2 separate regions of the Homo sapiens genome follow, and region 1 is linked to region 2. A link is an interaction called in ENCODE POLR2A ChIA-PET data of the cell type or tissue named here. Cell type or tissue: MCF 10A. All regions are shown on one strand.

What was found. ChIA-PET counts read pairs that join two places held together with the same protein. Peaks named below come from ENCODE experiments on the same cell type or tissue, not always from the same donor. Only the 100,000 strongest peaks of a DNase experiment are listed, where the experiment ranks them.
Region 1: POLR2A ChIA-PET joins it to region 2 with 20 read pairs; 5 of 35 experiments call an interaction of 5 or more read pairs at or near these places.

What each region holds. Positions count from the first base shown.
Region 1 is chr6:7,557,337-7,565,336 of GRCh38, reverse strand. It overlaps DSP (desmoplakin), which reads right to left. Exons shown (of 24, transcript NM_004415.4): 3 at 7,073-7,221; 4 at 5,937-6,111; 5 at 2,557-2,685; 6 at 1,551-1,601. Among named protein-coding and RNA genes, the nearest start is that of DSP-AS1, 18 kb to the right of the region's middle. RefSeq lists an enhancer at 2,835-4,410. In MCF 10A, no CTCF peak of the experiment used is centred here; DNase peaks (open chromatin) are centred at 3,566 and 5,416.
Region 2 is chr6:7,476,299-7,484,298 of GRCh38, reverse strand. It overlaps the pseudogene HNRNPLP1. Among named protein-coding and RNA genes, the nearest start is that of DSP, 61 kb to the left of the region's middle. In MCF 10A, no CTCF peak of the experiment used is centred here; a DNase peak (open chromatin) is centred at 4,228.

The sequences.
Region 1 (8,000 bases), 81 kb before region 2:
GCATTAAAATAACAATATGCAGTGACTGGTGTTCTCTGCAGGTTTAAAGATTAAACCTGTGGTCCCTTTAAAAAAAAAATCACACGGATAGGAAAAATGTTAACCTTGTGCATTCACTGACCACCTGGTATGGGAAAAGACCCATCCAAATCTGCAATGAACAAGAAGGCAGCAACTTTTTTTTTTTTGAGACGGACTGTCGCTCTCGTCTCCCAGGCTGGAGTGCAGTGGCATGAGCGATCTCGGTTCACTGCAACCTCCCCCTCCCGGGTTTAAGCGATTCTCCTGCCTCAGCTTCCCGAGTAGGTGGGATTACAGACATGCACCACCACGTCCTGCTAATTTTTGTATTTTTAGTAGAGACGGGGTTTCACCAGTTGGCCAGGCTGGTCTCGAACTCCCAACCTCAGATGATCCGCCCACCTCGGCCCCCCAAAGTGCTGGAATTATGGGCGTGAGCCACCACACCTGGCCTTAAATTTTTTTTATTCTTCTAAATAAGGTCTTTTTTTGGTATTTTTTACTGATATAGTTGTACATATTTGGGGGTACACATGATATCTGGACACATGTATACAATGTATAATGATCAAATCAGGATAAGTGGGATATCCATCACCTCGAACATTTATCTTTTCTGTGTGTTGGGAACATTACAAATATTTTCTTCAAGCTATTTTGAAATATACAATAAATTATCATTAACTATAATATCCCTATTGTACTATCAAATATTAGAACTTACTCCTTCTATCTAACTGTATTTTTGTACCCATCAATAATTAGTTTTGGACTATAAGGGGGAAAATGGACTGTTAGAGAAATCAAGCTTTTCCTACCTTCTCCCCAAAAATTCAAAGTGCCATAAGTCACACCCCAGCCCAATAGGAAAATCACTGTGTCACCACGAGTGACATTATTTAAAAAGTATCATTGCCAACAAGGAAACATTAAAAAGTAAAGATATGATGACACAAATAGGCAAAAGAATGGAAATCTCTCCTCTTATGAATCAAGTAACTGATATGACTGAGTGTCATAAAATTGTGATGACGATCTGGTAGACCTCTATCTTGAGAAAAATAACTTTTATTTTTGCTTACACTTCGTAAAAAAGACCACAATTCACAAGTGGCAACGTTTTCTTGCTTCAACTGCAAGTACTTAACAAGTGCCATTTATGTGACACAACTTGAAAACAGAACAGCAGTAGGGACTGACTTCTGAAAACAACTTTTAGGCCGGGCGCAGTGGCTCACGCCTGTAATCCCAGCACTTTGGAAGGCCAAGGCGGGCGGATCACTTGAGGTCAGGAGTTTGAGACCACCCTGGTTAACATGGTGAACATGGTGAAACCCTGTCTCTACTTAAAAGAAAAAAAGAAAAGAAAACAACTTTTAAAATTCACTTCTAAAGGAAACTCAGCAGCAGCAACAACATTAGCATCGATGAACAGGTGCCTCCCCGCCAGGATGTGCTTGATATTTCTTGAACTGAATTGAATTGGAAACAACAGAAAGTCGATGCACTTGAGAAATAAATCAGCTTACCAGCAGGTTTTCATACTCCTCCTCCAACTGGTAGATCGCAGATTTCTCGCGCTAGAAGACAACAAAAAGCAGGTAGATATAAATCCCCTTGTGGATTGTATAGAAAAGAGTGGCCCTTCTAAGCCTCCTTTTCTTCAGATACTGGCCTCAGATCCCTCCATAGAAAGAAAGAATTACTAGCTCTATGAGATATTTCACCCATGGGGACTTTTTCCTAGGCGGTTGGAAAGCAAACCCTTGCTGGCCTGGCAGCACCGTCTCCACAAAGGAAAGCCCAGATCAGGGTCACTTAAAGACTCACGTGTTAGAAAATTGTCTTAAAGTTTAAAGACATCATTTAGGATTCCCTAGGTCTTAGAGAAATGAAGGAGAAAGTTGGTCAGGGGCTCAGGTGGACAAAAGTAAGCCCCAAAAAGCCAGAAGAAGAAATGAGGATGAGAAGCTATGGTCTCAGGTAAAAAAAAAAAAAAAAAGTTTAGTGATTTACAAGTGTAGAGACCTGCGGGAAACTAAGCACTTAAGATCAGTTATGATTTTATGCTGTAATTCTCAACCCAGTTTCAAGTCTGACTTTTTTCAGCATGGGAGCGGGTGTCGGGATGACATATGGCTTTGCTCAGTAGAAATAATGTTTTAATTACCACCTAGGAAAGGATTCACCAATGACACAAACTACTGTATAAGACTGTTGCATTTCCCCTATTCAAAAAGATGTTCTGCTTACCGCAGAAACAAACTGCCACCCCTAAAGAGACTTATTCACAAACTGCAAATGAGTGTTTGCACAACCTCAGCCTCTGGTTTAACTCCTCTTCAAGTGTTAACATAATCTCTAATAGGGCTACTGATTCCACTTCCCCATTTAAGAAGTGGGATTTCTAAACATTTCCAGTCTTCTGGGAAAGAAATAATAGCAATGTTTCAGAAGAAACTCCCTGGGATTGAGTAATTACACGATCCTTCGGTAGATATTTTGAAGACTCTAAAATGAAACACAGACAAGTACCAGGTCGGCTTTGATTTTGTCCAGCTGCCAGCGATAGTCGCCGATGGAGTTGTGGATGCCCCGGTGGCTGTTAATGTGCTGCTCCACTGAGGCCAGGTCCACACCCCAGGCCACCATGTCCATCTCCGCCTGCGACACAAAGACAAAGAGAGGCGCCCTTTGTTGTTGCCCCTTTGCACCTGTTTCACTTACGCACACCATCACGGCTTTACTTCAGATAGAACCAAAGATGTAAATATGGAGTATTTTTGAAGCCAGAATATTTTTTAAAGGTTCCCAAATGGCTAATGCAGGGTTGCCAAATACTTCCCTCAACTTGCTTGACCCCAGCTCAAGATGGGCAGAGAAGGAAATTTAGAAATGGGAACCTGAAAACCAAGATCATGTCTTCTGAAAAAAAAAAAAAACCAAATCTACCTGTGCACAGGCAAGCAAGCATGTGCACAGAACATATGTGTGCATATATATGTATGATATGTTATAAAATACTCATTTAATCATTCTTAAATGTGCATAAAAAAATCATTAAATAAATGCAATCATACACTGTTCCCCAAACTAAATAGTCAACCTAAAAGCATCTTTCATTGTTTATTTCTTTATATTGTCTTGATGGATGTAATTATTGGCTTTTTAAAATCCAGGATATACCATTCCCTTTTAGGATGCAAAACTCCCTATGGGCCACTTCAAAGGGAAGTCACTATATCTACTCAAGGATTCAATTTCCATGAGTGTTGGCAATATTAGGATTGTGGACTTAAGTTACCTTTTTTAAAAAATTAAATCTGACTAAATTTATTATTTGAGCCTCAAATTTAAGAATGTTTCACAATAAGAATCACACACACTGTTCCGCCAGTTCCACACTGGGGCAAGTCCATTATCTCACCCTTCTTTTGCATGAGTACATGTAAATTTCCAAATCACCTGTGTCATCTCTTGGACATGCCAAGGGCAAACATTCCAATCTGGGATTGCAGCAAGAACATAAAACACATTGTTCTAAGCCACATCCATGTTCTAATACACTTGGCAAGGCTTCAGAAAGGGGAGCCATTTCAGAGTCAGACAACAGAAGGTTACCCGGGACTTTGACCCTTCTCTCCCACAGCTGTCTCGGCTTTAAACCAGAGACAGCCAGGTGCGTGCAGTGGGACATTAGCAACGTGACCAGGCTCCAGCTCAGGCGTCTCATTACCAGCCAGGTGTATCGTATCTGACCTGTCCATCGGCAAACACAAATCGGGAAAACAAAACAAAAACCTGGCTCAGGAGTGCCTGCCTCCTGACTGGCTGCTGGGGCAACAGTTCCCTTATCAGCTGGGCCCTGCAGCTCAGTCTCCTGGGAATGAGGTAAAGCATGCAGGGGAACAAGCGATAAGAGGAAAGGAGCCACAGCAAATCCCAGAGCGAACCTGCAGTAAGCAATCAAACAGCTTTTAGTTTGTTTGCAACCATGAGGGCTGCGTGCCTAACCCGGAAAGCATCGCTTATCAATTGCTTCTGTTAGAAAACGACATAAAACTGGCTGGGCGTGGTGGCTCACACCTGTAAACCCAATACTTTGGGAGGCCAAGGCGGGCGGATCACAAGGTCAGGAGTTCGAGATCAGCCTGACCAATATGGCAAAACCCCCGTCTCTACTAAAAATGCAAAAAATCAGCTTGCCATGGTGGCACACGCCTGTAGTCCCAGATACTCGGCAGGCTGAAGCAGGAGAATTGCTTGAACCCGGGAGATAGAGGTTGCAGTGAGACGAGATCATGCCACTGCACTCCTGCCTGGGCAACAGAGTGAGACTCCCTCTCAAAAAAAAAAAAAAGAAAATGACATAAAACTGAATTCATGTGGTAATACTTTTCCAAAATTTAAAGACATTGAGCATTTACTACATTCTTAAGCTACACCCAACATAAATACAAAAAAATGACAAATTACAGGCTGTCTTTTTTTATAACTGTCATACTAAGAAAACTTTAGGAGATATGACATTTCAAACTAATTTGATTGGAAGGCTGTTTTGCCCATCATTGTGGATCCTTAAGATGTAGTTAAGCCCCATCAGCTCCGCTATGTCTTCCTGTGACTGTTCCACTCCACAGGAGCTGGCCACCCTCCCCTCTAACTAAGCAAGAATGTATTATAGCTGATCTAGACAGAAATTTGGCATTTGAGCGTATGCATCTTGTTTTCTTCGATAACATTCATTTTCAGGACTAGGGACCATAATCTTTGTACCCTTGGGTGGCACTACATATAAAATCCTCAAGAAATGTGCTCGAAGATTAGAAGGAAATTTGAAAAACATACAAATAGATTTGTATTTAGGTTTCTGATATTTTAACTGACTTTTGTTCTTTCTAAGCCTTACCTTCTGTAATAGCTTATATTCTTTATAATAAATGGGAGAAAAAGGTAACTGAATGAATGAATAAATGTTTAGTCACTGAAGTCCTCACTACTTAGGAAAGAATACACAAAAATTTTAAAGGAGTTGAGAAATTTTAGAACCACTGCTGAATTAGTCTAACAACTAATCAAACCAAGCTTTCTTACAACCACATCTAAATTGCATAACAATCTCTCCACAACTTATCACTCTAACACATCCACATTCTCAAGGGAAGGGTTAGGAGTAGGTTTTCATTATAAAATTCCCATCTACATGATTGTGGCATATTTCTACCACCACCTGTTCATTATAGGACATAATGACTACATGAAACAACACAACAATCATTAGTCTTGAAAAATACTTTGCAGAAACTCCAGTTCTAGGGAAAGGATCAGCATATCCTTCCAACATTATTTTGCTTCACTCCCACACTGGTGACGTGATGGTTGCACAATGAGACAACTGAGACTTCAAAAGTCTAAGGTAAGCAACCAATGAGCCTAAACCAGAATGGCTAGTTTCACTGTTTCCAGCTCCTCCAATCTATGACCATTTTAAATGAACTGCCACAATGGGCTTTTTTTCAAGTACCTATGAGTAAAACAGATGAGGTCAGTTGCCACTCACATAGAACAATGAAGTTATTTAGCACATAAACTCCCACAACAGATCTTTCCGGTGGTCAATATAAGAACTGGATATTCAAAGTCTACTAACTAAATTACACATGTTAAATATGACCTGTGTGATAAAGGATGACTATAAAGCAATGAGGCTGATTCCCCAAGCCACACTGAAATCTCATTCATTCCAAAATAGAAGACCACTTTTCAAATTGTATAGGAGGAAAATCCTGCAAACAGCAAGCTGCTGCCGCCACCTGAGGTCTAGAAGACTCTTTGTCACACAAACACATGGGCTGACCCCATCGTGCTGGAACGTCTGGCCTGCACAGGTTTGGGCTGTTCAAGAAGCTGCTTACCCTTTGCTGCCTCATCCACCCCAAACATTCACTGGTGACATGTTTGGTGAACTCATCCCAGCCAGAGCCACTCTGACAAGTGTAGCCTCCACCACCCTTGGAGCTGGCCCTGCGGACTCGAGGGACACTGATGGCTTTATAAAGGGCTCGCATTTGCTCTTGGAGCTGAAGAAGCCTGCAAAGAAAAAAACCTTTAAACCACTGCAGGAAAACAGCCTATGAAAACCCGTTCTGGGCAAATTTCCCCTTTTCTGAGTCTTTTGTGTCAATAGAGAAGCTACAAATGTTTTATGGTATTTGAAGATTTTTTTTTCTTTACCCCAGGACTTAAGTCTTAATCACATACAAAAAATTAAATCTTAGGAAGAGGTTCAAAGTGCGTAACAGCATAGAAAGCGTCACTGCCTTTGCCTAACCTGGGAGCAACTTTCATTTTCTCTTGCGTTTTGTCCTGGGAGTTTTCCTAGTACCCTGGGCCCCAGGTAGTAGTAGAACAAATTCAGACTACATTTTTCTGCCTTATAGTCTTTGTTTCCAACTCTAAGGGTCTCATTTTTATATTTATTAAACTAAGCTTGACTTGATATTAGACCCTTAAGTGATTCACACCTGTAATCCCAGCACTTTGGGAAGCACAAGACGGAGGATTGCTTGAGCCTAGGACTTCGAGATCAGCCTAAGCAACATGGCAAAACCCTGTCTCCACAAAAAATTTTTTTTTAATTTGCTAGGTATGGCACATGCCGATAGCCCAACTACTTGATAGGCTGAAGTGGGAGGATTGCTTGAGCCCAGGAGGTTGAGGCTGCGGCGAGCCACATTTGTGCCACTGCACTCCAGCCTGGGTGACAGAGCGAGACCCTGTCTCAAAAAAAAAAAAAAAAAAAAAAAAAGTCAAATGCCATGCCAAAGGGCTTTCTGTCCTCTAAAGGGAGGTACAGTTAACACCTATAATGAAATGGTCACTTTGTATTAGAGATACATAATAAAGTTGCAAAATACCAAGTAAGCAAACCTTTCCTTGGGAACATTTGTGCTGCCTTCAAAGGAAGCCCTGGGTCATGGAATTGAGTGTAACTGGTTATGTGGTGTTCTTTTTCATGGGGACTGCCCGATCCATGCTCTGTGGACAATACCTTTTCTGGTAAGCATCACAGGGCTGGCCCATCTGCCGCATCTCTCTGATCAAGCTGTCGAGGATTTCCATTTGGTCATTGGCCTGGGCAAAACACTCATCCAATTCTCGACTCCGAGTCAGTTGTATTCCATCTCCATACTTCAATTCCTGAAAGAAAACACTCACATGAAGGAAAACACATACTACCAGGAAGAAAACCTTCATGGGCATTAATGGAAGCAAGAGCTTCCACTGTAAACATGACAAAAACTGTAAGTTTCGCCAGTGAAAATGATCTTATTGAGATAAGAAGGTAAACAGACGGAGATTCATGAACCAAAGTTTGTGGACTGTCTTTTAAATTTGCACTTGGCTTTTAAAGTCACATTTGCTGAATGCTAACCTTCCCCTTGCTTCAGTATGTTAAATGCTGATCTTTCATATTTACACACAAGTCTCATATAATGGGAATCTCATTGTGACAAGGACACTGTACCATTATGGTACAGTGGTACAGATGGGGCCTCTTATGCACAGAGTTTTTCCTATACCTTATGAGAACATAATGTTTTAGTTCTTTTTTTATTTTTATTTTTATTTTTTTGAGACAGAGCCTTGCTCTGTTGCCCAGGCTAGAGTGCAGTGGCACGATCTCAGCTCACTGCAACCTCTGCCTCCTGGATTCAAGTGATTCTCCTGCCTCAGGCTCCTGAGTAGCTGAGACTACAGGCATGTGCCACCACGCCAGGCTAATTTTTGTATTTTTAATAGAGACAGGGTTTCACCACATTGGCCAGGCTGGTCTTGAACTCCTGACCTCAAGTGATACACCCGCCTCGGCCTCCCAAAGTGCTGGGATTACAAGCGTGAGCCACCACGCCTGGCCAACGTTTTAGTTCTTAAAAAGAAGGCTTCTGCCTGGTTAACTGTATTGGGCCAATCAATGT
Region 2 (8,000 bases):
GAGCCCAGAAGTTCAAGACCAGACTGGGCAACAATGCAAGACCCTGTCTCCACAAAAAATAAAAATAGCCAGGCATGGTGGCATGCACCTATAATCCCAGCCAAAAAAAAAAAAAAAGAAAAAAATACTTTGATTGAACAAAATGTCTTTTTGCTTAAAGTCACAGTTTCTAAGAACCTATCAATGGTCTTAAGGGAGGACTTACTGTACTTGGGGCTCTGGCCAATGAAATAATGCAAGAAAAACAAATAAAACATATATAGATTAGGAAGGAGGTATAAAGGTTGTGTATTTATTCAAAGACAACATGATTCTGTATGTAGACAATCCCAAAGAATCTACAAAAAAATTACTGGCATTAATCAACCAGATCAGCAAGGTCACAGGACTCAAGTTCAGTACATGAAAATTAATTGTATTTCAATATAGTAAGATGAAATTAAAAAAAATTTTATTCACAATAGTATCAAAGAGAATAAAATACTTGAGAATAAATTTAACAAAGAAAGTGCAATAACTATACACTAAAAACCACAAAACATTACTGAGATATTTATCTGAAGAGCTGAGTAAATGGAGAGACGTACCATGAACATTGATCAAAAAACTCAATATTGTAGAGGACAGTTTTTCCTGAATTGATCTATAGATTCTATGCATCCCTATCAAATATCATCAGGCTTTAAAAATAGAATTTGATAAGGTGACCCTAAAAGTTATATAGAAATGCAAAAAAACCTTAAGCCAAACAATTTTGAAAAATAAAGTTGAACTTAAACTACCCGATTTCAAAACTTACTATATGAGTAAAGCTACTGTAATCAAGACAATTTTGTATTGGCCTAAGCATAGACTTATGTTATGGGCCAGTGGAATAGAATAAAACATCCCAAAATAAGCCCTTCCATTGAAGATCAATCGATACTCAAGAAAGATGCCACGCCAAAAAAAATAAAAAGTGTGGTCCTTATCTTACGCTTTACACAAAAGAGTATCTACAGTAATGCTAAAAATCTTTTTTTAATCCTGAATAATTAGCTCTTTGCTTTAACTCCTAAAAGTGGATCAAATACCTTGAATGACCTTGTCTGCTCTTTTGGACAACTTTACCAATGTTTTTCTCACTATGACCAGATTTGTCAAGCTCTGAGTCCCTTGGAAGAAACTCTACCACATTACCCTGATAGATACCTGCAGTGGGATTTTTTTTTTTTTTGAGTTGAAGTTGCGCTCTGTTGCCCACGTTGGAGTGTAATGGCACGATCTCAGCTCACTGCAACCTCCATTTCCCGGGTTCGAGCGATTCTCCCGCCTCAGCCTCCCTAGAAACTGGGATTACAAGCGCGTGCCACTTTGCCTGGCTAATTTTTTGTATTTTTAGCAGAGACGGGGTTGGCTGTGGCTGGCCAAGGCCATGTTGGCCAGGCTGGTCTTGAACTCCTGACCTCAGGTGATCTGCCCGCCTTGGCCTCCCAACGTGCTGGGATTACAGGTATAAGCCACCGCACCTGGCTTGCAGTGGGATTTTTAAATTGACTCCAAAAGGTACTGAAAAATCTTAGATGGGCTCTCAACTCAGATTTTATAAAAGAAAAATGTGTCTCCTGCCCTGCCTCGTGGGCGGTTGAGGGAGCAGAAACGGGTGGGCAGAGGCCTTGTCCTCTAGAGTGGGGAATTCCATCTGATGGAAGCCTAATCTCTAAGGAGAACTGTGATGACCCACACAAAACCTCTGCCTCCCCAGTTGTCCACATCAGGGGCCTAATTGATGGTGTGGTGGAAGCTGACATTGTGGAGGCCTTGCAGGAGTTTGGACTCATCAGCTATGTGATGGTAATGTCTAAAAAGAGACAAGCACTGGTGGAGTTTGAAGATGTGCTAGAGGCTTGCAACGCAGTGAACTACACAGCCGACAACCAAATACATATTGCCGGTCACCCAGCTTTTGTCAACTACTCTACCAGCCAGAAGATCTCCCGCCCCGGGAACTCGGATGATCCGGAGCGTGAACAGTGTGCTTCTCTTTACCATCCTGAACCCCATCTATTCGATCACCACGGATGTTCTTTACACTATCGGTAATCCTTGTGGCCCTGTCCAGAGAATTGCCATTTTCCGGAAGAATGGAGTTCAGGCCATGGTGGAATTTGACTGTGTTCAAAGTGCCCAGTGGGCCAAGGCCTCACTCAATGGGGCTGAAATCTATTCCGGCTGTTGCACTCTGAAGATCAAATACACGAAGCCTACACGCTTGAATGTGTTCAAGAATGATCAGGATACTTGGGACTACACAAACCCCAATCTCAGTGGACAAGGTGACCCTGGCAGCAACCCCAACAAACGCCAGAGGCAGCCCCCTCTCCTGGGAGATCACCCCACAGAATATGGAGGGCCCCACCGTGGGTATCACACCCATTGCCATGATGAGGGCTATGGCCCCCCAGCCCGCGACCTCACTACGAAGGGAGAAGGACGGGTCCACCAGTGAGGGGGAGTCACCCTTGGGGCCCAAGTCGCAACGGCCCCTAGTATGGGCACCCCCCACCCCCTCCCCACCACCCGAGCATGGCCCTCACCCCGACAGCCCTGTCCTCATGGTCTACAGTTTGGATCAGTCTAAGATGAACTGTGACCAAGTCTTCAATGTCTTCTGCTTGTATAGCAATGTGGAGAAGGTGAAAGTCATGAAAAGCAAGCCGGGGACCGCCATGGTGGAGATGGCTGACGGCTACACTGTGGACCGGGCCACTACCCACCTCAGCAACAACTTCATGTTTGGGCAGAAGCTGAATGTCTGTCTCCAAGCAGCCAGCCATCATGCCCTGTCAGTCATGCGGGTTGGAAGTCACGTCTTGCAGTTACAGAGACTTCAGTGAATCCCGAACAATCGGTTCCCCTCGCTGGAGCGGGCAGGGAAGAACCGCATCCAGCACCCCAGCAACGTGCTGCACCTCTTCAACGCCCCGCTGGAGGTGACTGACAACTTCTTTGAGATCTGAGATGAGCTGGGCGTGAAGCGGCCATCTTCTGTGAAAGTATTCTCAGGCAAAAGTGAGCGCAGCTCTTCTGGACTGCTGGAGTGGGAATCCAAGAGCGATGCCCTGGAGGCTCGGGGCTTCCTGAACCATTACCAGATGAAAAACCCAAGTGGTCCATACCTTACACTCTGAAGCTGTGTTTCTCCACCGCTCAGCATGCCTCCTAATTAGGTGGCTAGGAAGAGTCCCATCAGAGCAGGAAGTCATTTCTCTTCCCTTTATGCCATTTTTCGTTTTTTTTTTTTTTTTGTTTTTTTTGTTTTTGTTTTTTTTTTGAAAGCTAGGTTTGTAGAGGCTTAACCTTAATGGAAACGCTGGAAGTCTGCAGGGGGAGCGAGAGGGGACCTGATCTGTCCCAAGATTAACCTTCACTTCTTCACTTTTAAAAAATTATTGTGGGCCGGGCGCGGTGGCTCACGCCTGTAATCCCAGCACTTTGGGAGGCCGAGGTGGGCGGATCACAAGGTCAGGAGATGGAGACCATCCTAGCTAACACGGTGAAACCCCGTCTCTACTAAAAATACAAAAAATTAGCCGCGTGTGGTGGCGGGCGCCTATAGTCCCAGCTACTCAGAAGGCTGAGGCAGGAGAATCGCTTGAACCCGGGAGACGGAGGTTGCAGTGAGCCAAGATCGTGCCACTGCATCCCAGCCTGAGTAACAAGAGCGAGACTCCATCTCAAAAAAAAAAAAAAAAAAAATTATTGTACATGTGATTTTTTTTTTTCCTGTTCATACATTTGTGCTGCCCATGTACTCTTGGCACATTTCAATAAAATTGTTTGGAAAATAAACACAGCAAAAAAAAAAAGAAAAGAAAAGAAAAGAAAAATGTGTTTTCTATCTGAAGGATTTAATTGACGGCTGTGCCAATAATTTCTCAAATTTAGCTGTGCTCATTCTCCCTAATTTATTTGAAAGACATGACAAGGAAAACAAGACCTTCCTTGGGCTTTTCACTGCTGGGGCTCTCTGGCCCTAAAGAGCGGAGAGTGTCTACAAAATCCTAGGTCAGCAGCTGCGGTTTTGAGATTTCACACACGTAGTGCCTAAGTGTGTGTCTGTCCTGACAGCCTAGAACATTGCTGATCAGGACACAGCCTGCCCAGGTGAAATGCCTCCGAGGCAGGCAAACCCTCAATTAATCTTCTCAAGGCTTCAGTAGACGTAAGAAATGAGTGGACACGCCTTTCTATCAACGGAGAAGCTGTGGGTTTGCTCATGTTTTCTGGATTCCTTCCAGCTTCTGGGTAAGTTTCCCTTCTCGCAATTCAGGAATGGGTGTGGAAAGCTGCAAGCTTGTCTTCCCTACCAGCGGCAGCAGACTCCCTGACCTGCCTGCACTGGCAGCAACTTGCAGGACGGACACTTTATTCTTTTTTTTTTTTTTTTTTTTTTGATACAGAGTCTAGCTCTCTTGCCAGGCTGGAGTGCAGCGGCGCGATCTCAGCTCACTGCAGGCTCCGCCTCCCGGGTTCACGCCATTCTCCTGCCTCAGCCTCCCGAGTAGCTGGGACTACAGGCGCCCGCCACCACGCCCGGCTAATTTTTTTGTATAAGAGACGGAGTTTCACAGTGTTAGCCAGGATGGTCTCGATCTCCTGACCTGGTGATCCACCTGTCTTGGCCTCCCAAAGTGCTGGGATTACAGGTGTGAGCCACAGCACCCGGTCTCTTTTGTCTAGAAATTTCATACAAGGGAAAGCAGGCCCTCTTCCCATGAGATCAATAAAAGGGAATCGTATTGAAAATGAGAATACATTCCCAAAACACATTTCCATCTATCTCGTTACCCACAAATACTCATTAAAATTGAATTTAAGAATAGCCAGCCATATCTTTTAAGAGATTACTTCCCTCCTACCAAATTAAACTTTAAAAACTCTATTTCAGTTAGTAATGAGCCTTTATTTTAGAATATATCAGTCTCTTATCAGAGGCATCAAATCATTTTCTTTTCATCAATAAAAATGTCACAATTAAGAATTATAACTCAGCCAGGTGCGGTGGCTCAGGCCTGTAATCCCAGCACTTTGGGAGGCCAAGGCCGGCGAATCACCTGAGGTCGGGAGTTCGAGACCAGCCTGGCCAACATGGTGAAACACTGTCTCTATTAAAAATACAAAATTAGCTGGGCATAGTGGTGGGCGCCTATAGTCCCAGCAACTTGGGAGGCTGAGGCAGGAGAATCACTTGAACCCGGGAGGCGGAGGTTCCAGTGAGCCGAGGTCATGTCATTGCACTTCAGCCAGCCTGGGCAAAAAGAGTGAAACTTTGTCTCAAAAAAAAAGAATTATAACTCAATTTTTTGGAGCTCCGGCAGCCATAACTCAACATTTGTTCTCACAGTGCACTTTCTACCTCATAATTTCAAGTTTCAAGAGAAAATTAATATCACATGATCAGAAAAATGCAGATAATAACTGTACAAACCTGGGCAAGTCATTTTCCTCTTCTAGGGGCAATGTGTGCAGGGCTGACTCACAATCACACCATTTCTTTCAGATTGATTATTACTAGATTTTATATATTAATAAATACATTAAAGAAAATGCCTAGGACCACCCCTAGTTTGTGACAAGGTTAAGCATGGCATGTGATTTTTAGGTCTTCAGTGTTATTTCTGAATATTGCTCCTACCAGTATAATCTTCTACATTTTTTGTTTTTGATGAAGCGATGTTATCACCCAGTATCTTTTTTTGTTTGTTTGTTTTCATTTTGGTCATTTTGGTCACTGCACTGGAACACAAACCTGCCCCTCTTTCTGTCTCTCTCTCTTTTTCAGTCGTCTGTTGCCCAGACTGGAGTGCCGTGGCTCAAACACAGCTCTCTATAACCTCAAACTCCTGGGCTCAAGTGATCTTCCCACCTCAGCCTCCGGAGTAGCTGGGACCACAGGTGCACGCCACCATGCCCAGCTAATTTTTTTGTATTTCGTAGAGACAAGGTCTTGCTGTGTTGTCCAGGCTGGTCTGTAACTCCTGGGCCGAGGCACTCCTCCTGCCTTGTCCTCCCAAAGTGCTGGGATTACAGGCATGAGCCACCACTCCCGGCATCCTGCCTCTTTTCGATATATATTTTTTTTTTTTGCATTCTAAAAATAGCATCTTTTCTCAGATTATAGAATTAGTATTATTCATCACAAATATTTAAAATATGAAAAGTTATGAAGAAAATCAAATCACTCCTAATCCCTCCACCAAAAGGTAATCACTGTTAACACTTGTAGTTTATTTCCCTCTAGTATTTTTTTTTTTTTTTTTTTGAGACAGAGTCTTGCTCTGTCACCAGGCTGATGGTGCAGTGGCGTGACCTCGGCGCACTACAACCTCTGCCTCCTGGGTTCAAGTGATTCTCCTCCCTCAGCAACCAGAGTAGCTGGGACTACAGCCGTGCGCCACCATGCCCAGCTAATTTTTGTATTTTAAGTAGAGACTGGCTTTCACCATGTTGGCCAGAATGGTCTCGATCTCTTGACTTCGTTATCTGCCCGCTTCAGCCTCCCAAAGTGCTGGGATTACAGGCGTGAGCCACTATGCCCGGCCCCTTTGGTATTTTTATGTAGAATCACTTTTTTTCTCCAAAAGGTATACAACAAATAAACCAAAAGCAGTTTTCCCATTTGTAATCCATATCTATCTAGCATAAAGCCATGTAAACTTGGTCTCGAGCTTGTCCCAACAGCCCTACCAGCCCGAGTTTTCCTATCCCTGCCTTGTGGTCTATTTCTCCATCCACCCTGACCCAAATGCCACTCTCACAGAACTCTAGATTTGAGTTTGCCTTCATTTCTGTTTGACCCCTCAGACCTTGGGAATGTGAATTGTAAAGGCAAAACTTCATGAGATTCGTTTTTCTCTGAACCCAATATAACAAAAAAAACAAGTGAGATTTTATTAAAATCTACATTTCTTACTGTTTTTGATGCTTTGGAAATCAATCCAGTTTTACTCTGCCTTTTTCAATGCAGGTATTTCAAAGGATATGAGATACTCAAGAGCAGGCACCTATTTATATTTGTAACTCCAGTACATGGCCCATGGCAAGTGCTCAATAATTCATGTTCACTGGTCACTTAAACAGAACTTACAGAACTCTTGCTTCCTGTCTGGGTGAATATAATCAATGCTTAAGATTAATAAGGGCAACAGTAATGAATGCGCTTGGTGGTTCAGGATCCTTTACTAGCCAGAATCACTGGTCTTTAACCCCTAAACATTTCTGTTCCCCTAGTTGGGTCTCAACTTTTTAACTACTAGCATTCTCCTCCTGCAGCCACGGACTCAGTCTGTCTTTCCAGCGACCCACCCCTGGCTGGCTTGGACACTGCTCTACCATCAAGCATGGTATTTGCCTCCTCACTTCACTGACTTTGAAGTCTTCCCCACCTCCCACGGCTCCTCCACCTACTGCAGGCTGCCCACTCCCACCCTCATCTCTCTACTGAAACAATTCTTGCCAAACTCTATGGCCACTTCTCAATCCTTATCTCGCCTAAGCTCTCCAAGGCATTTGACACACTTGACCTTGTCCTATTCTTTGGAGATCTTTAGAGTGCATGACTTCTTGCTCTGAGTCTTCCTCGTACCTCTAACTGCCCCTTCCCAGCCTCTTTTGCAGAGCCCTCTTCCTCTGCCTGAACCTTAAATGTTGGAATCCCCTGAGTTTCCATCCACAGCTCTCTTCTCACCCTGCAGACTTGCCTACCTGGTCTCATCCACTCCTATGATTTCTGCACTGTGTAGGTCCTACATGCCAATAACTCTATTCCATCTCCACGTGGAATGTATATGCAAGCACCTACTGAATAGCTCCACTTGAATGTCCCTCAAAAGCAACAGGTCCAAAATAAAATTTAGATCTTCCTTCCCAACCTCTCTTCCTCTTGTTTTATGGTATCCAAGTCAGACACCTGCGAGTCTTCATGCCCTTCTGTAACCCCAAATCTAGCTAATGGTTCA